Linked DNA regions of Mus musculus: all the other regions are linked to region 1. The links are chromatin loops, found by intact Hi-C in ENCODE. Cell type or tissue: left cerebral cortex. All regions are shown on one strand.

Region 1 (8,000 bases):
GCATCGGAGACCTCAGGATACAACCATCTCTCAGTGACTGGGTCCCCCAGCTGATGACCAGACACACGCGCTTTGGAGAGATGTTTCACAGTAAACTCATAGGAAGGTAAGCATGAAAGTAACTGAATACAAATTAAAGTTGTATGGGAAAACGGCTTCGAATTCATACCAGGAATCCAAAAGTGCTGAAAGATATTCTCCTGAGGTTTTCAAGTTTTCCTCTAAAGATAGGGTTCTTTCGTCTTCTTCAGCTGTCCAGATGTTCAGTGAAATCTAGAATATTCACCCAGTGCACGTAATAAATTCTGGATGTTCCCCCAATACCTAACTAAACTCCACAAAATCTCTTCTGAGAAAAAGAAAGAAAAAGAATGGAGGAGAGGGGAGAAGGGAGGGGAGAGAAGGGAGGAAGGGAGAGAAGGGGGAGGGAGAGGAGGAGGGAGGAGAGAGAAGGGAGGGAGGGAGAGGGAAAAGGAGGGAGGGGAGAAGGGAAGGGAGAGAAGGGAGGGAGGGGAGAGAAGGGAGGGAGGACCCTTGGACATGTTTCTGAGCAGAGTCCCCCAGTTAAGCACTGAGTCAGGTAAGGAACCCTGCCTCCCACAGACACACACTGTTACTAGCAGAGGAAGGTGAATCAGGGCACTAAGAACAATTCAGAAACAACCAACTTGTGATTCTAGATCAGAAACCCACCGGTGAAGCCCAAAAATACCATGTTCCACTAATCAGCACAGACAAGCCAAAATACCCAACGGCAAAAGGCCCAGATGGAAAGAGCCTTGGGTATTTCAAATTATGAAGAAAGCCTACTGGTTTAATTCCATTCTTTATATATCTACAATTTTTTATTGTACCTTGCCATGCCATAAATATGTGAAGCCCTCAAACCCCACATGCCAGAGCTTGGAACCTGACCCATGGGCCCTGACCCAGTGTGAAAATATTACAGCAGGTGCTTTGGGGAGGAAAATGCACAAGGTGGTATTTTCTGCTGCTTAACAGCTGAGTTATGTAACACGCCATTATCGTGATCCTTTCAACTTTGGAGAATTGGGTTCTAAGATGGAGAGCTACGTTGTCTTTGTTTTAGCCCTGAGGCTCCCGTCCTCACTCAAGGAACATGGCCGGTCCTTCTTCTCACAGTGGGTTTTATCTGAGGGCTTTTCCACCCACGTCCTAGTTCCTGAAATAATGACTCTGAGACTTGTTATTTCTGAATAGATGCCTAGGCCATAAGCTAGATCTTGTTCACTAACTAGCTCATAATTTAATTATATTGTTTAGTCTATTCTATAAGGGTCACATGGCTGGCTGCCTCTTCTCAGTTTCATGCCTCTGTCTCCTCAGAGTTCTGGCCAAGTCTCCCCCCCACCCCCCTTCCTGACTCTATCCCAGAGTTCTCTCCCCACCCAGAAGTCCCACCTCCTATTTCCTGCCTGAGCTAGTAGGCCATCAGCTCTTTATTGACAGGTGAGTCTTCCACACAGCACACAAGAGAGTCTCTCTGCAACGGGTCTTGTTACAGTTTTCACTAAGACAGGATTGCAACTCTGACATCCCAGTAGCAGAGTCAAGAACTCCTTTTCCCTTCCTAGGCTCCATAGATACCATCTCATCCACTTTCTTAGACCTTTGTCAATAGATATGCCGCTAAAGATACGTCCGAGGCCTGAAGGAAATTCCCAGATTGCTGTCTACTGAAATGCTTCCCCTTGCACACCGAACCCACGGGCAGCCTTAGCACCCTCTGTTTTCTCTTTGTTTCCCTTTCCCCCACCAGCAAGACTCAGAGCACTCTCCTGAAGCCCCTCTTCCCCACTGGGAGCACTCTGCTGAAGCTCCTCTTCCCCACTGGGAGCACTCTCCTGAAGCCCCTCTTCCCCACTGGGAGCACTCTACTGAAGCCCCTCTTCCCCACTGGGAACACTCTACTGAAGCTCCTCTTCCCCACTGGGAGCACTCTCCAGAAGCCTCTCTTCCCCTTTGGGAGCACTCCCCTGAAGCCCCTCTTCCCCACTGGGAGCACTCTCCTGAAGCCCCTCTTCCCCACTGGGAGCACTCTGCTGAAGCTCCTCTTCCCCACTGGGAGCACTCTACTGAAGCCCTCTTCCCCACTGGGAGCACTCTGCTGAAGCCCCTCTTCCCCATTAGGAGCACTCTCCAGAAGCCTCTCTTCCCCTTTGGGAGCACTCCCCTGAAGCCCCTTTTCCCTACTTGGAGCACTCTACTGAAGCCCCTCTTCCCCTCTGGGAGCACTCTACTGAAGCCCTCTTCCCCACTGGGAGCACTCTACTGAAGCCCTCTTCCCCACTGGGAGCACTCTGCTGAAACCCCTCTTCCCCACTGGGAGCACTCTGCTGAAACCTCTCTTCCCCACTGGGAGCACTCTATTGAATATTCTCTCTTCCACTGGGAGCACTCTGCTAGAGCTTCTCTTCATATAGTTAGGATTATAAACGTGCATTGCCCTCTGCTCTTCCCTCCCTCAAGCACCACAAGCAGTAACATCTACTGTGAAAACCCTACAAAGAGTGGGCAAATCTTTTTCTGAGTCTTTTAGCTGCTCGTGATAGAAAGTTTAACTTGCTACCCTGTCTTGGCCAGAAATGAGAGACCTGTGTGTTTTACTTCATCAGTAATCTTCATTGCTGTAAAAACAACACAAAGCTCTAAGCAGATGTCATCAACAGACATCCTGAATCAAGCCCTGGCCGCAGGATGCAAGGCCACTTCACTCTGCCAGCCAGTGCTGCCTAGCTCACACGAGCTCCTGTACCTCCCTTTGATAAACAAGTCAAGCACTCGAGACTGTTGATGCCCCTGCCAGAGCGAGTGTATTACGATGCTCCCATTCCCATTAGCTAATTGGATTAATGGGATGGACTACTTCAAGAATCAAATCAGCAGTTCCTTGGGAAGGGCAAGTTATTTTTGAAGCTCTCAGTTCATAAAAATCTCATTGACCCCCTCCTGTGATCTCTCCATGGTGCCCTCCGAGGGCCGAATGATGTCGGGAGAAGTCAGGGATAAGATTGGGCTAAGCCTGGAGGGAGGTGGATGGGCTGTGCTTGGCAGGCCAAGCAAGACCTCATATCCCAACGGTCCCAGTTTCTGAGCTATTTCTGGTCATTTTGTGGCCTCTCTTCTCTGTGAAGTAGCCACAATACCGCTCCCTGTAAGACTGCTCAGGAGACTAGATGTTCGGAGAGCTGCAAAGATCGCCCCATAGCCCACTGACTTAAGAATACACATAAGTCTACTGATAGCTTCTGAGAAATGACATCTCATACATTAAGGTTTAAACATCTTCCCCGACATATTGTCTCTACCTTCCTGCTACTACTAACATCCATTCTACACAGACAGGACCGGATGGTGGTGGGTAACTCCACACAGGAACATGTGCCTGTCTCTCCCTTAGGAAGCAATCAAACTTTCACTTTAGAACAAAAAAGAATCCACCAGGAAGAATGCTCACAATACTACTTCAAGAAGAGGGTGTGGGCCGCCAAGTTGGCTCCTCGTGTAAAAGGTGCTTGCTGCGTAAACCCATAGACCTGAGTCAGGTCCCCAGACACCACATAGAGGTAAAGAGAACCAACGCGACAAAATTATGATGTTAACACACCTGCGTGTCCCATAGTATCAGAGAAAGATAATGTGTGTGTGTGTGTGTGTGTGTGTGTGTGTGTGTGTGTGTGTGTGTGTAGGAGGGAGGAAGGGGTTAGGGAAGGAGAGAGAGATATCAGAGAGACAAGAGAGAGAGATGAGAGAGACGAGAGAGATCTGTGCTTACGGACCTCAAGAGCAAGAGATTTAATGGAGACTCCTGAGCCACTGTTGGGGCCAACCTGAAGGAGAACATCCGAGAAATACTCCCAAGAACCCACCCAGGACCTCCCTTTACCGAGTGAGACCCAGAGACCTTCCTTTGTCAGGCTGCTGCTGTGTAGGTAGACTAGCCTGTGGCCCGGGTTGAGGCCACAGTTGGGTGGGGGGGGATGGAAAACAATTTGTGTTCAACTGCGCCCTCCAGTGGCCACCGGCAGCTGCAGCGCTGCCAACAACATTTAAGATTCTCTCTCTCTCTCTCTCTCTCTCTCTCTCTCTCTCTCAAAATGAAAGCTCAGAATTATTCTAAAGAGAACACTAAACTGGAGAGAGGAGGCATGCAGACTGCAAGTTTTTAAAACCTCTCCTTTATGTTTAAAACATCTCAAAACGTTCACAGATCTATAAAGAAAGGAACCAGGGCTGGAGAGATGGCTCAGTGGTTAAGAGCACTGGCTGCTCTTTCAGAGGTCCTGAGTTCAAATCCCAGCACCGGCATTGTGACTCACGACCATCTGTAATGAGATCTAACGCCCTCTTCTGGGGTATCTGAAGACAGCTACAGTATACTTCCATATAATAAATAAACAAGGAAGGAAGGAAGGAAGGAAGGAAGGAAGGAAGGAAGGAAGGAAGGAAGGAAGGAAGGAAGGAAGGGAGAAGAAAGAAAAAGCACATAAATGTGCCATATACCCCAATATACATTCACACACCCTATACGCACATTTCAACGAAGACCCCCCCCCCAGAATTATCAGCAGTTTCAGAAATTACAACTGATGGACCATAGTTGTGAGCCCCCACGTGGCTGCTGGGATTTGAACTCGGAACCTTTGGAAGAGCAGTCAGTGCTCTTACTTGCTAAGCCATCTCGCCAGCCCCAGGCACTGTACTTTCTAATCGAAAGCACCTTTGAACTTCATTCTAGAAGGAGCCTACCTGCGCACTGCTAATGCCTGGCTTTTTACAATTTGACCTTCAATCTAGACGTCACCCAAATGATGGACTCCGTGCTTGTGAACCCTCCCCTGCTACAGAGAAGCAACAAAGGGGGAAAGACATCAACTCTATAATCTGAGACGCTGACTGCTCCTACAGGGTTCTGAGCACCCACGCCGCAGCTGGCAGGCAACCATCTGCAACTTCAGGGTTGTATCTGATGCCCTTTTCTGGTATACATGGGTACTGCATGCATGAGCTACAGATACAGGCAGGCAAAGCATTCATACACATAAAATAAAAATAAATCCTTTCTAAAAATAGTGAATGTGGCACCATTCATTTTTACATTAATTTGTTATGAGTGTGTATGTGCACACACACATGAGCGTGTGAGTGTGTGCGTGGATGACGTGGCACATCTGTGGAGGTCAAGGGACAACTGTCAGGGTCAGTGCTTTTATTCTATCATGTGCGTCTCAGGGGTAGAATTCAGGTCATCAGGCCAGGTGGCAATCTCACCAGTCCAATAACTCCATCTCTAATGCTCTGTTAAATTGTGTGCCGTGTCAGCAAGCAGAGCTGGCATGAGCCCATTAGGAAGAAAATTGGACTGTTCATAAGTATGCGCCATCTGCTGGAGCATCCATGAGCAGCCCACGACATGGACACAGTGAATAGGGCTGCAGAGACAGTAGTGGAACTGGGTCCACAAGAACTCCTTTCTGCTTTTCATTGCTGGAGGACCCTGGCCTAAGCCCAAGCACCAGAGAACTAATGAACATTTAGTCTCAATCTGCAGCCTCCCTAGGGGACCACAGCAGAGTCTGCGGAAACGGTATAATTGTCTTGTTCATTACTGGAAACAGTAACTAAGTATCCTTCAGGACTCTCCAGCTCAAGATCTATAAGGATTTCTATTGTTCTGCTTCTCAGGCTTGGTATTTGTTTGGTGCTTTAAAAAGAGAGAAACCTGTCTCCTGCTATGTTTAAATGCCCAATCCCATCAGGACACTTCTGCAGCTGCCTGCATTGGGAGAAATCAGGAAATGACATCAAAGTCTAGACATAAAACAAAACATAAAAAGACATCTTTGAGACAAGCCTGGAGAAATGTGAGCATGAGCAATAGGTAGATGGTGACAAGCCTCTATTTCCAGTTTCCAGTCAGCTTGGGTACCACAGCTCAGTCTAAGGAAACCACACACAGCCATCTTTATCCTGCCCAGGACTGGGGAGACATGAGCTTAGAGATCTCCACCCAGACTCCAGAGGGTGGAGTAACCTTTATCTGAAGTTTTTGGGACCAGCATGCTTTTCTTCCTTTCTTTCTTCCTTCCTTCCTTTCTTTCTTTCTTTCTTTCTTTCTTTCTTTCTTCCTTTCTGCGTTTAGAATGTTTGCATATACATCATGTGTATCTTGGGAATGTGGCTCAGGGGCACACAAAATTCATTTAAAGAAAAAAATATATATATATACACACACACATATGTATCCTAAAGATATATACTTTTTATATATACACTTTTTTTCTCCTTTGGAGACATGTTCTTCTCCCTGTGTATCTCTGGCTGATCTGGTATTCACAAAGATCCTCCTACATCTGCCTCCAGAGTATTGGAATTAAAAGTGTGCACCACCACTCCTGGCTGGGTGGCTGGTCTTGTCTCTGAGACTGCATAACCACATAGCATTATCATTGAGAAATTCACACTTGAGAACCACACAATCAAGTTATAATAAATAAATAAATAAATAAATAAATAAATAAATAAAATCTCATTAACATTTAAAGTAAGTTTGTTATTTGTGACTGTATTCATAACTGCCCTTGGGGAGCTACCTGCAAAAGATCAGAGCCTCATTCAGGTGGCTATGATTAATCCCCCCAGCTGTCCACAGTGCAGGTTACTTGCTTGGGCTCTGGGGCCTCACGCCCTTTCTGAGCATGCTTGCCCTGTTGATACAATTTTGCTTTTCCCTCCTGGGCTTTCACATAGTATGCAGTCCCCAAGAGCCCGGCTTCTCCCTCTGACTCTTGACTGTAAGGAGGAAAGAAGACAATCAGGAGCCAGAAGGTATCAGTTACAGCCATTATTTTCCACTCAGGGTCTTATTTTGCATCTTTGTCTAATATCCATAAATTGAAACTTGAGGGATGGTCCAAAAACATTCCCAGAAGAGGTTTCACTGTAGTGGAGTCCGGCGCCCTGCGTCAAACAAAGTGAAACACTGCCACCAAGTGGTCTTTTCGAGTCATCACAGGTCAGGCTTCTTCCCTTCCGGAGGCACCTGCCTCCTCCAGGAAAAGATAGAATTTGAAAAGCCGGGCGTGGTGGTGCACGCCCATCACTCGGGAGGCAGAGGCAGGCGGATTTCTGAGTTCGAGGCCAACCTGGTCTACAAAGTGAGCTCCAAGATAGCCAGAGCTATAAAGAGAAACCCTGTCTCAAAAAAAAAAAAAAAAAAAAAAAAAAAAGAATTTGAAAGATCAGTTGGGATAAACAAAGCCCTTCCCTTCTTTCTTATTTATATTCATAGACATATATTCTCAGTGCTCGACTTGTAAACATTAATAGCTCATTCCATTCCTAAACCCTTGTGCTTTGTTTTGTTTTGTTTCGTTTCATTTTGTAAAGCCAGGTATGGTAGTGTATATCCCAACGCTGGGAAGGGAGAGATAGGCAGCTCCTTGGGGCTCAATAGCCGGGCCAGTCTTGCATGCTCAGCCCCAGAACACTGAGACACTCTGTGGCGGATGGCTCCTGGGGAATGAGACCCAAGGTTATCCTCTGGCCTCTACACACAAATACATGCCATATTTACCTTCACATACACACAGAAAACTGAGGGGAAAGGAATAGGGGGAGAGAGGGGGTAGAAGAGGGAGGGAGAGGAGGAAGGTAGAAAGAGCACTCGGTAGAGATCCCTTTGATCTCTGTCTGCAGAGCTCTGCGTGCTGCTGATGCTAACTAAAAGCCTGCATCAGGTCTTTAGCCCCATGCCTGGGCTTTCCCCAGCGTGCTCTCCTGTCCCTAGTCTTAAAGGGCTCAGAGTTCTGTGTCACCTTAGCATTCTCTACAAACCAGACTCGGCCACAACCAAGGTCTGAGACTGAGTTCTGAAACGCCCCCAAGGCCCTTGGGTTTGAAAAGCCCTGAACACTGCCCACAGGATGAAACATCACTGAAGTGGCTTCAGTTGTTCAAAGGACATGGATGTCCTCACC
Region 2 (8,000 bases), 170 kb before region 1:
CAGGGTATTCGTCACAAGACACCCAACAGAGAGAAAAGAAACACATTTCTGTTTCTCCACTAAGCTGGGACAAGCTGTAACCTTTCTAGGGACAAGGCTGAAGCTACCATCCGTCAGTGTGCACATAGCTTGCTGTTTAGCCTAGTCCTGGGGAATTTTTCAATGGGCAATTAAGATTTATAATCCAAATGGTCTCAAAATCGTATCTCTGAGAAATCAGGTCCAAATTAAATCAGCCCAGGCTTTTAGCCCTTCCTGTGATCGCATTTTCTCTCTTGAGCGAGTGCTTTTCGACACTCAGAACTTCTCCTCTTACAGGGCATCCTCAAAGCATCTCTGGCTGCAATCTCTGAAGCAAAATCCAATAGATGAGATGGAAAAGGGGGAACAGGACCAGTCAACTCCAAGCCTCGGGAAAAGATGTTAAGGGAGAGACCCTCACTTCCTCCAACCAATTCTTGAAAATGAATAATTTTAACCTCCTTTCTGGTTAATATCACTGGAACTTCTCTCAACACACACACACACAGTATATTTTACCAAACAAAAATGTTCCAATATAATTATCGTATACTGAAAGCCTAAAACACACCCATCAGAACTTTGAAATGAAAATGCACGCAGAATTCCTTCCCAGGAACATAATATATACGAATTTATGATTATATTTCTGTCTATATGGAATTTTAGAGTCCCACTCTTCACCAACTGACATCCGTAAGCCAGTGAAACAGACAGAGAAGTGACAGGTACCCCATCTCTCTGGTCTCTGACTTCTTGCCATGTGTGGGACAGCATCTGTCCCAAACATACACCTGCCTGATTCCTGAGGTGGGGACAGGAGAAAAAGTAAAAGGAACTCACATTTCCGTGATGTTCTCCGGGTCAACGCTGTTAGGTTCCAACCTCGGGAATGCCACGATGCCTGGAGAAGGCTCAGTACACCAAATCCTAGCGGAACTGCATTTGCAGGACGTCGGGCAGGCGAGAGAGGCCCTCCAGAAGCCCAAGACCAGCAGGCATAAGCCCCAGAGCCGCGCCATGGCGGGTCCATGCCACTTCAGCCAGGGCGACATCCCGAGCTGCCAGTGCCAGTCAGTCGGAGTGCGTGTCCCTACGCTGAGCCAGGCGTCCCCCGCCGGAGGGGGGAGGCCTTCCCTGCGCCCTCTTGCTGCTTGGTGCTGGTGGCCTCCCGCGGAGTGGAGCGTACCAGAGGCTGAGCCTGTCGGTGCTGGGGCTGAGCAGGTTGGCGCTGACCAAATGGTTCACAGTGGCTGGGACATCGCGGGCCGCTGCTCCGAGCCACAAGGCGGCTGCATAGTCCTATACGCCAGGCACCACTCGGTGGATCTCCCTGGACTCTTTGGGTCGCAGAACCGCTAAACCGGCACGAATATCGATATCGGTGCGCACCTCAGGGCTGAGGACAAACAGACATGGATGAGACTAATAGACCCCACACACCACCAACTGGGACACAGTCCCTCCGCGCTCTCCTCACCCTGAACCCCAAGCCTGGAGAATGAATGTCTGAGTGCCCAGCTCCCGCCCCGCCATCAACTTGCCCCTTAGTGCCCCCCCCCCGTGTGCCCGCCCTCCCTTCAAGCCTGAGGCCGAGGCATGAGAAGTCGGTAACGGGTCTTTGAGAGCAGATTCCATGGCATAGGCCAAGCCAAGGACCCTCCAAAGAGGCTGCGGCAGCGCTGGGGCCCCAATGATGCTGCAGAATCCTCCCCGGCCGCTGGGCGCGGGGGGAGAGGGGAGGTGGGCAGGTGGCGCGGCACATCCCACCTGGGGAGCAACTGCGGTAGCAGGACAGTGCCGGCCCAGGCCACCGAGGACTGTCCGCGCGGCTTCCCCGGCCTCCCGTAGCAAGCGCAGGGAGCAGAGCGCTGCAGAAGCAGCAACAGCAGCTGAAGCAGCGACTGGGCTCTAACCGGCGGCCGCCGCCGCCGCCGCCTCTGCTACTGCTGGCGAAGTGACGTGAGGGCTGACGCAGAGCAGGGGCAGAAACTCCAGAAAATTAGTATGAAATCCAAAAACACACACGCTCACACACGCGCGCGCGCACACACACGCACACACGCATAGCATAGCACCCTCCAGACAAAAGCAAGGCGGAGGGGAGGGAATCTGGGGGCGAGCGGGGAGGAGGAGGCTTGGTGCCAGCGGCCAGGCGCAGACAGCAGCATGTGGGAGTTCACACTCGCGCGCACGCACACACCTTGGCGGGGTAGCTGTGCGGGTGTGCATGTGTGCGCGTGTGCGTGTGTGTGCCCCCTTTAGACCCCGGTACATCTAAAATGCAGCGATGCTTCCTTGGTCCCTAATTCTTACATCTCTTCCACATCGCAGTACAGACTAGCTCCCCCTTTTTTAAATGGAAGCCCTGTTTGGTTAGGCTCTGAAAAAAATGCTCTGATTCGTATTGTAGGAATCCTCCCTTTTCCTTTTCCTTTCCCTCTCCCTCCCCGCCGCGTTCTTCTTTCTCACCATGCTCATAGGGGAAAGCAAGCTATTTCCAAAATATAGGGAAGACAAGCTACACCCCGTACAAAAATAAATATATAGCGCTGTACGTTAGTAACCAAGGACCATTGCCGGGTTCCGGACTACCTATTTAGGGGTGGATGGTTCCAAAGCTCTCCTGATGGGGTTTCTGCCAAGAGAGAAGTGTAGACAGCCTGCAGACACAAGTGTAGCTCTGATGGATCTTTCTCCTGCCGTTTGCGCCACAGAGAGAGCCCTGCGTGGGAAGGGAGCGCGCCGGCCGCGCTGTGGGTTCCCTAAATGCTTTGCACCGACCCTGGCCTGTGGAATGGATGGCTCCGCATCATCTTCTCTTATTCCTTAACCTGGCAGGATGCAGCCATTTGAGGATCACAGCTTCACTCCCCGCGACACCCACCCGCACGCGGAGCACCCAAGCCCCTGTCCCCTGCCCTGCCGTACCTTGCGCGTGTTCGTGTGCGCGCGTGCATGTGCGCCAACGTGTACCCTGCACCCGCGCTGCCCGAGGCAGGATGTGCTTCCAGCTACCGAGAGGCCGGGCTCCGGCAGCGCCCTAGAGTCTCAGTGGGGACACGTGAGATGATTCCGGAGGGTCGAGTGACAAACGTGCGGGTGCAGTTAAATGGTCGCTGCGGGCCATTCGCGAGCCTGATCTGAGCCTCCTCTCACCATTTGTAGCTGCGACCGCCCGCACATCCGCAGTCATTTAAAAGGGAATCTGGTAGATGCGCCGCAGTGCCTGACACTTTCGAGGGCTCTGGTGCCCCCGCGTGGGGAGAAGAAACCCAGCACGCTCCGGTACCTCGGGCCATTGCTACCACCGCATTAGGAACTGCGCTACCGGCGCACTGCAGCTCCAGATGCGCAACCGCCGCGCTGTGTGCACATTGCTACCCAGGCAGTGCGCCTCTCACCAGATCCCTACAATCTCCTGCCTCTGAAGTCCTCCACGCACCACAAGACAATGCGCTGGAGTCCAATTTAAGACATAAGAATAGTCATCCAACTGCCCGCAAAAGGCCAGAAATGAGAAGGATGATGTCAGGGGAAATGTTTGGGTCTTCGCACAGCCTTAAACATCACTAAGAAATAAAATCAATCTAGCAAGATTTTCACATAGATGTCATGCACCAGGGATAGAAATATAATCCTTACACATTTAAAACACCCGGCCGGCCGAGGCCTGGAGCAAAAACCAGCAGGTCACCTCACCCCCTTCCCTGAGCCCTGATACACCTTGGGGGCTTGGACCACCCAAGCTTCAGATAACTTCTCAGTTCTGCCTGCCACCTTTGCTGCTGTGGCAAGGCACAGAACCCCAAAGCTAAGACATCTTTGTCCAGGAGACACAGTTGTGCTGCCAATGTTCTTTTAGGGAGACTTTTCCAGACACATACACGTGCGTGCGCGCGCGCGTACACACACACACACACCTTATTGTGTATGTGTGTGGGTTACCAAATCAAGGGTATCAGAGGAAAGCTGATTTTCTCCTTCCATCACGCGTCCTGGGAGCAAGGTGAGATCAGACCAAGTGTCTACTCACTGAGCCATCTCTCCTTCCATTTGCCAGTGTCTTTTGTGGAAAAACCCCTAGGAACACTGAAGAGGAAGGGAGGAGTAATTACTGCCCCACTCCCGCCCCTGCGCACTCATGCGTGCCCCAGACTCATGCCTACTCTCACTCCATTTTTTCTCAGAAAATGTCCATTTCTATGATGGTGGCTACAGTATTGACGTGGCATCCAAGACTGGCAGAGTTTGTGTGGTTTATAGACAGGAAGAGTCTAATGAATGCTGGAATATTTGCAGGATTTGTAGAACGAGTACATGCTACTGTTACGTGCCACTTCAGTTAGGATGGGCTGCCCACTTCCTGCTCCCCGTTCCTTGGGCCACCGTCTTGTCTTGGTCCACACTATTTTGTCCTTTCAACAGACTGTTTATGGAAACGTTGAAGAGGCAGGAATGATTATCAACTGTGTTTATTAAACTCGCTCCAGATCACAGTAGGCATGTTTAAATATGTGCTCAATGGCAAATACAATAATTTGAATTTGAAGCATGCCTCACCTAATCTCTACCACAGCCAGCCCTCTGTGTGAGCTTTCCTGGACACAGTTCCTCTTGTCCTGCAGTCCTGTACTCCGAGTTCCTCTAGTAGCCAGGTAAGTCCTTCACTGGGCTTGGGGGGGGGTTGTTCTCTCATTCACAATGGTAATACCATGAACAATAACAGGACACACGATAATGCTCTCTTAGCTTATAAACTTGAAGATCCATATCAACTTTGAGACCAGAAAGCTGTTATACAAAGACAAAACTCCACTAACTTTTGCTTCTGACTGAGGATTGGTCTCTCAACCAAACAACTAATAATACATAAGAAAGGACTGGGTTGTTTAAGCAAATGGGCATCGGACAACAAAGAAAGACTGTGGCAGAGTCAAGGGAAATCAAAGTGAGCAGAAGGCTCCCAACAGGAGAGTGTATGAAAGCTAAGAAGTCTCCATCTTGATTAGCATATTCAGAGGTGAAACCGCCTGTAGCCAGGGGTAAAAGCCCTGGGCAGATGCAAAGGAGCTATATCAATCCCTGCAGAGACGCAAAGGAATTATGGCAATCCCTGCGCAGACACAAGGCATCTATGCCAATGAAAAGAATCAAAAGTAAAAAGTGAAATCACAGCACATCAGAATTTGTAGGGAGCCACTGAGCCAGCCGTTAGGAAGAACGCTACAACACTACACCCCAATCCTGGAAAAGAACAAATGTCCCTAGTCAGTGACATTGACTTTGAGTGTTGGGACCTGTAAAAGAACAAATTATCACAAAGAAATCCAAAGAGATGGAATAATGCAAACCAGAATGAAAAAAATAGCAAAAACACGTAAAAAAAACAGCTCTTTAAGATGAATAACATTGATAGACATCTGGTTGGGCCAATCAGGAAAGAAAGAAAGAGAAAGAGAGAAAGAAAGAAAGAAAGAAAGAAAGAAAGAAAGAAAGAAAGAAAGAGAGAGAGAGAGAGAGAGAGAGAGAGAGAGGAACAAAGAAAGAAACAAAGAAAGAAACAAAGAAAGAAAGCAAGCAGGCAGGCAGGCACTGGGGGGAGAGCAGGAGAGATGGTGCAGAGGCTCTGGTTTACTTCCCAACATCCAGAGTCACATACTATGGTCAGCAACCCACTGCCAGGACTTCTGATGCCCTCTTCTGGCCGCCTGAGGCATTACATGTGCATGGTGCATATACACTCACCCAGGGAAACACACAAAGTGAAAATAAATCAATATTTTTTAAAAGGGAGAGAAATGAAATAATGAATTCAACAAGAAACCCCAGATGATTTATAAATATTAACAAAATCACACAAGTATACTGTGAACAACAACAACTACACACACACATAAACACACACACACACAAAATTGATGACACAAATAACAACATTCTCTATACAGGAAACAGATAAACTGAGTAGTCCTGATCTTACGCAGATCTTTAGTTCATCTTTTAACATCTTCCCACTTGGGTCTGGAGAGATGCTCGGTGAATAAGGATGTATGCTATGCAAGCATGAGTTCAAATCCCAGAACCTACATAAATGGCTGTGCATGACTACAGCCCCAGAACTAGTAGAAACACGCAGTCCTGAAGAGCCCACCAGCCAGCCTAGACAAGAAGGTAAGCTTCCTGCTCAGTGAAGATTGTTCCAAGGCAATAATTCACAGAGTGAGGGAGAAATACACCCAGCATCTCGCTCTGGCTTTGCGTATGTGCATAGTTGTACACCCACATGCATATACCACCACCACCCCACTGCACATGCACACACACTCACACACACACACACACACACACACACACACACACACACATCTTCCCACAGAGAAAGTTCTAGTCCCAGATAACTTCACTAATTCTACAAGACATGGCAAACGATAGCAAAACTACCCACATTCTTCCAGAAAATGGAGAGGAACATTTTCCAGTGCATTCTATTAAGTCAGCATGGATGTTGTCTCAGTTAGGGTTTGCATTACCATGAAAAGACACCATGACCAAGGTTCTTATAAGAGACAACATTTAATTGGGGTTGGCTTACCAGTTCAGAGGTTCAGTCCATTATCATCATAGCAGGAAGCATGGTTGCATCCAGGAGCTGAGAGTTCTACATCTTCATCCAAAGAAAGTCAGGAACAAAATGACTTCCAGGCAACAAGGAGGAGGATCATGAAGCCCACCCCCACAGTGACACACTTCCTACTCCAACAAGGCCACTCCCTGGGTTAAGCATATCCAAACCACCCCAGATGTGGTGTGCAAACCGAAGTGGTTGTACTGATTCCCGTTCTAGCCAACACACCCTAAGTATTCGCCTTTCTCCTGCTTTATTGCCTTGCTAGTATCTCTCATTATTTTGGTCTTCTTAATTAAAGCCATTCCAGCTGAGGTGAGATAGTGTCTCAGTGGCTTCTGATTGCTGCTGTGACAAAGTGCCATGACCAAAGCAACTTATAAAAGAACATGTTTGATTTAGAGCTTGTGGTTCCAGAGGGTTAGAGTCTGTGACTCTCAGAGCAGAGATCATGACAGCAAGCAGGCTCTGTAGCAGTAGATGAGAGCTCACATCTCAATCCATGAACATGAGGCAAAGAGAACTATCTGGGACTGGTGTGAGCTTTGGGAACCTCAAAGCCTGCCCACAGTGATACCTCCTCCAATAAGGCCACACCTCCTAATCCTTTCAAAATAGTTCCACCAACTGTAGACCAAGCATTCACCGGGAGGAGGCATTCTCATCCAAACCACTGCAAGTGCTATCTCATTGTGTATTTTATTTGGGTTAACTCAAGCATCCGTGAAGTTGAACATCTTTTATGTATCTATTTGTATCCCTTCTGCTTCCTCTTTTCTGTTGATGCTGTTTGGTTTGTTTGGGAAGCTAGGAATTGAGTCCAGGGTTTTGTACATACTAGTTGAGTATTCTAGCAACTGAGCTACATTTTCAGCCCTGTGATCTCTCTATGATAGTGTTTATTCTGATACTTTCCAATTTTAAAATTGATCTACTGGGCTGTTTTTTTCTGTTGAGTTTTTTTTCCAGTTCCTTACATACACCAAATATTAATGTCTCCTTGGATAAAGTTGTCCAGTTTTAGCAGTTCTACAGTGTATTCCTTCCTCACTATTTTGGTTAATTGTTTTGCAGAAAAATTTTAGCTTGATTAATCCCATTGATTTGTTTATTTTTCCAGATTGTGATTATATTTCTTCCTTTGTTCTCTACACGTAATTCATGTAACTGCTTCTACAGTGTGGGAGATAATCCATGCCTGATTTTGTAAACATGGTCAAAACCAATGGCAAAGGGAGCCATGGCCCTAGAGGAAAAGCTGCTGATATTGTTTTTGCTGAGTGGTCATGTTGTCAAACTCTCTTCTAAATATTTATGTTAGCACCCATAGACTGTGCTGCTTTCAACCTTG
Region 3 (8,000 bases), 540 kb before region 1:
CAAGGAAGTTATCACAGTTCAAAACAAAGCAACTGGGAAGAAAAGGGAACCCAACTCCAGACTGGTTTCCTATGGAGTGGAGCTAACTCGGCCTAAAAGAAGCCGAGAACCCAGGAGACTTACCTCTGTTAGAACGAGACTAAAAAAATGTAACATAGTTTAAAACATCTCATGAAACGTCACCGAGTGGCGTGGTCATTCATTAGAACCGAAAACAGAATAAAGGTGACACGATGCAAAGAGGGCATTTAATTAGATATTTGCAAGGAGAGATGAGGAAGCAGCCAGAGGGAATGTCAGGTGACCTTCAGGGCAATGGTAACATGAAGGATACCCAAGTTCTCATTTGGAACCACAAGCTGAGAAATGGAAAGAAGTGGTTAACTTTGTGACTACATATCTAGTAAAACTATTCCCCAGTAATAAAGTTTGATAGAAAGCATCTGCAAGCACAGGGAAGTAGGGAATGCACTTACTGTTAGTAACTCCCCCAGTGGTGGCTCAAGAGGCTCTCTCAGCAGAGGAGCTGGGCCCCAGAAAAGAAAGAGGCGCCTAGGAATGGCCGAGCATAGAGAGACATGATCGTCTATTTTGATTATTTGCTTAGCTCACATGTGGTAGTCAAAGCAAACTTACACACCATCTGCTATGGTGTTTAGTGTTTACAGAGAAAAACTCAAAAATAATTATACTTGAAAGTGGGGGAAGGTATACGGTGCTAAAGGAAACCAGGGTTTTACCTTTACTCTGTCCGCATGATGAGGCACCAAGCCCGTGACTAAGCTCCTTACACGTGCAGTAGCACCTACAGCAGTCACTAAAGAAGGCAGACAGATGATATATTCAAAATGCTGCACAGAGATCAAAAGTAAGTGTGGGGATATACATTTAATAAACTTATGCAGGTAGGAAAAAGAAACTGGAGGAAGAGATTCAGAGGATAAAACTAGACAAAAGATGAAATGGAGAAATAAGCTCCAACTTTCAAAATTACCCTAAATGTAACGGGTTTTTACCTGAAGTCCCTGCCTTTACACATACCACTGGAAAACACACAACAATAGAATACAGAAATATGCTATCTATAAGATCTGCCATCTGAAGGTAAATATTTGAGACTAGCTGCTCTTACGTTGAGGTCATACCTTTGGGGTTGAGTTTTGTACAAGGTGAGAGATACAGATTTGATTTCATTTTTCTGCGTGTTGATAGCCAGGTTCTCCAGAACTCTCTGTTGAAGATATTGCCTGTTCTTTAATGTACATTTTTTGACGTTGTGAAGGCACTGTAGTTGTGTGGACTTACATCCGGGTCCTTCCTTCTACCATATGCCTGTTTCTGAGTCTGCACCATGCTGTTGCTACTATGGCTCTGGTGGTATAACATGGCATCAGAAATGCTAACAGCAATCCCAGGATTGCTTTGGTCTTTTCTGATCCCATATACATTTATAAAAAATACTATATATGTGAAAAATGCCAGGGGATTTTGACTAAATCAAAATTCAATTAGGCTTGTATTAAATCTCTGCAGATTGTTTGGTAATTAATTTTCACCATCCATTAATTCTTCCAGTTGATGAGAACAGAGGTCTCGCCATCTTCTGATATCTCTGTCAATTGTTTCAGTGTCTTTGAGTTCTCACTGTGGAGGTCTGCGCTGCTTAGTTTCCTTGGTCAACGTTATATAAACCACCTGGGAAGAGGGAAACTTCACTGAGGGATTGTCTCCATTAGATTGTCTGTGGGACATTTTCTGTATCAATGATTGATGTGGGAGGACCCAGCTCTTTGTGAGTGGTGTTACTTCTGGACAACTGGTCCTGGTGTAGGCTGAGGAAGCCACGGGGAGCAAGCTTGTAAGCAGAGTTTCCCTATGGCATCTGTTTCAGTTCCTGCCTGAAGTTCCTGCCCTTCCTCAGTGGTGGACTATGATTGGAACATGCAAGTCAAATAAACCCTTTCCTCCCTTAAATGATTTTGTTGTGTGTACAACGGCAACAGAAAGCCTATCTTGGATGAGGTCTTTCACTTCCTTGCTTAGGTCTATTCTTAAGTATTTTACCTTTGTGTAGCTGTCGTGAATGGTACTGAGTCCCTGATTTGATTTCCTTTTCAGAATGTTGGACACTGACACGTAGGAAGACTACTGGTCTATGCTGTTGATTTTCTATCCTGCCACTTCTCTGAAGGTGTTGGGCAGCTGTAAGAGCATCTGATAGTGTCTTCGGGGGTTGGAGGGTGGCTTATGCAAAGAATCATACCATGTGCAAGTGGGAGCACTTTGACTTCTTTCCCAGTTATTTCCCTTTTATTTTCTTCTCCCACCTTGAAACTGTGTTCATCCTTGACAAATATCTCTCAGCAAACCGGGAGTAAACCTGGGTCCTCTCCATTAAAAGCATCTATGAAAACCGACAGCCAACATCATATTTAAAAGTCTAAAAAGCTCAAAACCTCAGTTCCGAGGTAAAATTGTCATCTCTTGCCATGCTCCAGCCAAGCCTTGAAGCTCTGGCAGCCATTTATGGCAAGAGAAGCCAAGTACATAACAATAGGAAAGGGAGAAGTAGAATCAACACAATTACAGTTGATAGGAAAATACATCAGAACCTAACGTTACTACACAAGTGAGCAAGAAATGGAACACAGACTTAAGATGAGCACCGCTTACACGCCAGCCTAAAACACTGACAGACATGCACAGAACACAATGTCTATATGACATGTGCACTTAACATTACAATCCAACAATTAAAGGACATAAATTAGCTGGCTATGGTGGCACACAGCTTTTGTTCCAGCACTCCCAAACAGATCTCAGAGTTTAAGGACAGCCTGCTCTACAGAGTTTGTAGCCAGGGCTACAAAGAGGCCTCCACCGTTTCAAACAAGAAAGAAAGAAACAGACAGACAAAGCATAAACAATTAAAATAGCTCATCTTGCTCACAGATTGGATGATCCAACACACAGGATCCCATCCCTCTAGTAATCGTGAAGTATAATGGAATGCTTTTATGAAGAGACAAGGGTGACAGGAGACCTAAGCAACCTTGAAAACCAAACTAATATGCTGAGCTTAGTGAAGTGGAAATTTCTGGTTGTGTCATGTGATGCAGACTCGTGATGTTTTGCTGAAGCAGGACTCGAGAGAGAGGACATGTGATGTCTGGAGAGAGTATATAAGTAGAACCCAACAGACAGGGGCAGGGAGCTTGCATTGCTAGACATGCAATGTTTTGTGGGTCTCCTGACTTTGCTGATCTTTACTTCGAGGAGAGAGGCAAGGCAAAGAACTTCTGGCTTTTCAGCTGTTGCTGGTGGTTCTGGTCGCTCCCACTGACTCCTGAGGAGTCAGTGGAGGCCTGGTGGTTTCTGCTGGATCATGCCACTGCTGCTGATTTGTGTTTGGTGACCCTCTTTGAAATGAATTGTTGGTATCCTGATACTACTGAACTGAACTGCTGGTATCATGACAATGGAGATTGGAATCGCCCTGAAGAATTACTTCTAAACAGGTCCACATCCCCTTGTCCTATTTACCATCTTTTCTCCCCCACCTTTAGACGGTGGGCTACAAGGGAGGTTGAAGCGTTTGAGAACCCTTATTAAAATGGCTTTGAAAAAGCTAAGCCAACAGCATAGTTCTTACAAAATTAATTACAAACACGATGCTCTATTAACAATATGTTGCCCAAGAGCTAGAGGGATATTAAAATTAGTCAGTGGAATGGGGGACCAGAAATAGAGCCACACAAATACACAAAACTGAGTTTTAGCCAAAGCAGTGGCATGGGATGGGGAAGGGGATAAATGTTCAGCAAATGGTGCTAGAGAAGTGGAACAATGTGGCAGAGAGAAAGAAAGAGAGAGAGAGAGAGAGAGAGAGAGAGAGAGAGAGAGAGGGAGGGAGGGAGGGAGGGAGGGAGGGAGGGAGGGAGGGAGGAAGGAAGGAAGGAAGGAAGGAAGGAAGGAAGGAAGGAAGGAAGGGGTGTCAGCCTTGTACAAAGGTAGACTACAGGAGCCTATGGGCATGCATGCCTGCAGTCTCTGAACTCAGAAGTCAACAGCAGGAGCACAGTGTCTTACACTGTATTAAGAAATATAAGTAGGGGGCTGGAGAGCTGGCTCAGCACTGACTGTTCTTCCAGAGGTCCTGAGTTCAATTCCCAGCAACCACATGGTGGCAACCACATGACCATCTGTAGTGGGATCTGATGCCCTCTTCTGGTGTCTGAAGATAGCTACAGTGTACTCATATACATAAAGTAAATAAATAATTCTTTAAAAAAAAGAAATATAAGTAATAAAAAGAGAATTAAAAGTAGACAAGAGGTTAGTATAGGTTATATGCAAACAGTATACAACATGCCATTTCATGTAAAGGACTTGAGATGTGTATATTTGGTATCAGATGTGGTCTCTAACTAGATCTTTTTAAGAGAATTACTTGGGGGCACCTACAAGTTGAAAACCGTGTATATGATTTGTAGAACATAAAGTACCTAAAGGTAGAATAAATGCACACATGTGCTTTGGGAGACTGAGTCGGTTCAAAATTCTAGCTAAGTTGGAGACAAAGAGAGGGAGAGAAGGAAGAGGGGGAAAGAAGAGGAGGCAGAGGGAGGGAGGGAAGAAAGGAGGAAGGAAGGGAAGGAGGGAAAAGGGAGGGGTAGAAGAAGGGAAGGAGGGAGGGAAGGGAGAAGGGAGGAATGGCATTGCTGTTTGTAAAATAATAGAACCAGACTAACTTGAAATTCAACTCCTGAAGCAGTTGAGGTGATGGGAAATGCCTCAGAGGAAAAGCAGTTAGGTCAACAGCCAACCTTTCATTGGAGATGACGGAAGCCAGATGGCAGTAGAATGACATCTTTGAGATGACAAAATGTGGCACTGTGACTGGGATTCTCCACGGAGTGGAAGTGTCCTTCAGACAGAGCTGGAGAGGAGGGCTGAGAATATCGTCTCCACAAAGCTCCAAGGAGTGTTTGAGGTGGAAGATATGGTAAACATCCCAAGCCAGTGACGGCACCACCCCGCTCCCCAAAGATGAACAACTATAATGCAAGTCACACAATGAAGTCAGGTGTCTGCAAAGAAACAAAGGTAAAAGGTTTTTTTTTTGTTGTTGTTTTTTTTTTTTTTTTTTTTTTTTTTTTGTGGATACAAGGTACACTAAAGAGAGCTTCTTTCAGGGAACAATAAAATATGCCCAGGGGAAGGAATAAAGAATAGAGAAAAGAAAATATACACAAATATTAACTAAAGAAAACAAAGCATATTGCGTGGAATTCTCACGGAATAAATAAAAACACTACATAAAAAAAGACAAAGTAGCAGTCCTTGTATGATGTAGTTAGAGTCAAACTCATGGTGGTCACATTTTAAAAGAAAAAGAGGTAAATTTTCAGGTAGTCAAAATTAATTCACATAGTTAAGTACTAGCTAGTAGCCCAGCCCCCAAAAAAAATGTAATTTATGTTTCATCTACATGATGACAATTTAAAGAAAAAGAAAGTGTAAACCATTCTAACAGCTTTAGAGGAAAAATAATTTTTTACTCCAAAAGAAGGAACAAAATTCAAGAATAAATTAGTAGCTCTAAACTCCAATACATTCACAGTTACAACAAATGAAAATGGACTAAGTAAAATCTCAGGTCATCAGATGGAATAAAATTATAAAAGCATTCATATTCTGCCCGAGTGCAAAAATACATAGAGATTATATTTAAACACATTCAGTCACAAGTTGGAAGGATGCACTCTGAACTCCACTAACCTCAGATAAAGTGGGATCCGGTCAAGAGACATTCATTCCTAAGTATATAGCAAGTGATTTCCTAGTGATAAACATACCTGTCTCCTTGGAAAATTCAAGACTGTAAATGTGTGAGTGCCATGAGAGAGACAACCGTGTGTGGAGGGAAGTGGAGCTGATTCTACAGACACAGACAAGGGGAGCGCCTGTAGTTGATAAAATAGAAACATAGATAACGAAATTTAAAAAAGAAAAAACCCATCAGCACACTATCCACTGGGACACAGTCGCTGTGCACAGAAAACGGGGCAAGAAACAAGCAGGTACATTTTTGCTCTCAAGTTGACTGAGATTTTCACCAAAATTTCCAAGAGAAGAATAAATAAACACACAAAGTTCTAAAACACGTGATTGCGAGCTTCCGATTCAACAAAGTAGGCAAAGGGTAACAAAGAAGCTGGAGGTGGGAAACAAGAAAACACAGAAGTCAGAGGCTCAGCTGTAATAACAATGATGCCGTGTAAATGACAAGGACCAGTGAGAGCCAACAATGGTTCACGGAATGGGTGACCGAGACCCACAACCTGCTCGTGACAGGCATGAAAGAAAAAGAAAATGCTGCCGTTAACATAAGTAAAGTGGCATTGGAATGTATCCTGCTGAAGCTAAAATGCTCTCCCGAGCATCCTAACCACAGTCTTACTCCAAGAAATGTGAAGATTTGGCTGCCAATGGACAAATTCCTCAAAAATCTCGAGTTGCCAAATCTGACCCATGAAGTAGAAAAATCTGAGCGCATTTTATTTCTTAGATAAATCGAATGCTTCCTTTCCAGAAAAACAACTTTGGGCCCAGATGCTTGTACTAGCGAATCTTCCCAAACGTTTAAGGAAGAAATCATGTGGACCTCGATGAGAAAAGATGGAGCGTGCCCAAGCTGGTTCTCGGAGGAGGAAGGCTGCATTCTGATGCCAGACCCTGGCAAGGAGACTGTGAGAAAGAAGATTACATGCCAATTTCCCTCATGAACATTGTATAAAAATCTTGAAACACTTGCAAATCAATTGATGCGTGAGTGGGTTAATGTTCCGAGAGCCTGGGTAACTCGCCACACTAACAGAAGTGGAAGGCATTGTAACATTTATTTGTTAAAAAGAATAAAACAGAAAGTCCAGCCATGGAAAAACTGCCTGGCAAGCTAGAAACGGAGGAGTGCTTTTTAATGTGAAAGAGGCTTCCTTGGAGTCTTACAGTAAACACCATATTTAACAGTGAACTATGAAAGACTTCCCCTTTGAGACTCAGAATGGAACAGAGATACTCAGAGCCTCTTGTTCAGTGAAGACTGGATATTTTGCAGAATGGCATGGGGAGGGAAATTAAGTAAAAGCCTTCAAGGGTTAGAAAAGGAAAAGAAAAAAAAAACCTCTCATTATTTAAAGAGATAAGTGTGTACAAAGAAAACTCAAAAGAATTTTGAGTTTTAAAATTAACAGGAGGATTTAGTGAGGGGACTGGCTACAAGCAAGGCTGGTGGTTTAAAATCTATTTTATTCCAATGCCAGAAATAAATAGAATATTAAATTATAGCATCTGGGTATGCTTTAAATTAATATTTGTATTTTGTGAGACAAAATAAAAAATGATGAGATAAAGATTATAAAAGCTGATATCGGATTCATTTTGGGGTGGTACAAAGATTGTCAGTGACACAGGGACACCAGGCCACACAGTGTCAACCAACTGATGGGGGCCAACTGCCCTCTTGATGTTAAACAACCCTGACAGGACCATTCCAAGAGAGTGAAGGTAACACACTGACAGACAGACAAAGGCAGCCTGACAAGCTCCCCAAGAGCTAACCCCATTCCCTCCAAAGACAGAAATGGGAATATTTTACCATTTTTACGTCTTTTTAATTTTGTTTGTAAGTCTTGACATCCTTTAACATGCGTGTGTGCCTAAGTGAACGTGAATGCTTAGGGATATGTTAAAGTGCCTTTTAAGCAGGCTGAGGAACTAAAGTATCCATTTGCCTTCTTAATACCCATTTAAATGGCATTTTGAGGTCTGTTAAATGTTTTATAAATCCTTAAAATGTTATTTGCTTATATAAAACAACATTACTTGTAAGAGGAAAGCTTCATTGGGTTATAAAATTTGACATCAAACACAGAAGTTCTACTAAAAATTTCTTTCTTATTTTATTTACTCAATAGTCATAGCTTAAAAAAATTAGG

Evidence for each region. Peaks named below come from ENCODE experiments on the same cell type or tissue, not always from the same donor. Only the 100,000 strongest peaks of a DNase experiment are listed, where the experiment ranks them.
Region 2: it touches region 1 in a loop (6-fold over the local background); 15 of 42 quality-filtered maps call a loop at or near these places.
Region 3: a loop joins it to region 1, with 12 times the contacts of the local background. A loop is called at or near these places in 9 of 42 quality-filtered maps.

The regions. Positions count from the first base shown.
Region 1 is chr13:58,636,550-58,644,549 of GRCm38, reverse strand. No RefSeq gene overlaps it. Among named protein-coding and RNA genes, the nearest start is that of Slc28a3, 30 kb to the right of the region's middle. In left cerebral cortex, CTCF peaks have their summits at 4,031 (motif pointing left), 5,408 (motif pointing left) and 7,017 (motif pointing left); DNase peaks (open chromatin) are centred at 4,978, 5,410, 5,875, 7,006 and 1 more place; H3K27ac peaks cover 413 bases.
Region 2 is chr13:58,801,805-58,809,804 of GRCm38, reverse strand. Ntrk2 (neurotrophic tyrosine kinase, receptor, type 2) reads right to left here and starts at 2,108. Exons shown (of 18, transcript NM_001025074.2): 1 at 1,792-2,108; 2 at 865-1,420. The coding sequence starts at 1,076. In left cerebral cortex, CTCF peaks have their summits at 1,185, 3,281 (motif pointing left) and 5,735 (motif pointing left); DNase peaks (open chromatin) are centred at 2,075, 2,490, 2,750, 3,261 and 1 more place; H3K4me3 peaks cover 3,577 bases; H3K27ac peaks cover 3,825 bases.
Region 3 is chr13:59,179,718-59,187,717 of GRCm38, reverse strand. The region is part of intron 3 of Gm34354 (a long non-coding RNA gene); the gene reads right to left. Among named protein-coding and RNA genes, the nearest start is that of Gm34558, 33 kb to the left of the region's middle. In left cerebral cortex, a CTCF peak has its summit at 4,851; DNase peaks (open chromatin) are centred at 4,886 and 6,707; H3K4me3 peaks cover 253 bases; H3K27ac peaks cover 1,904 bases.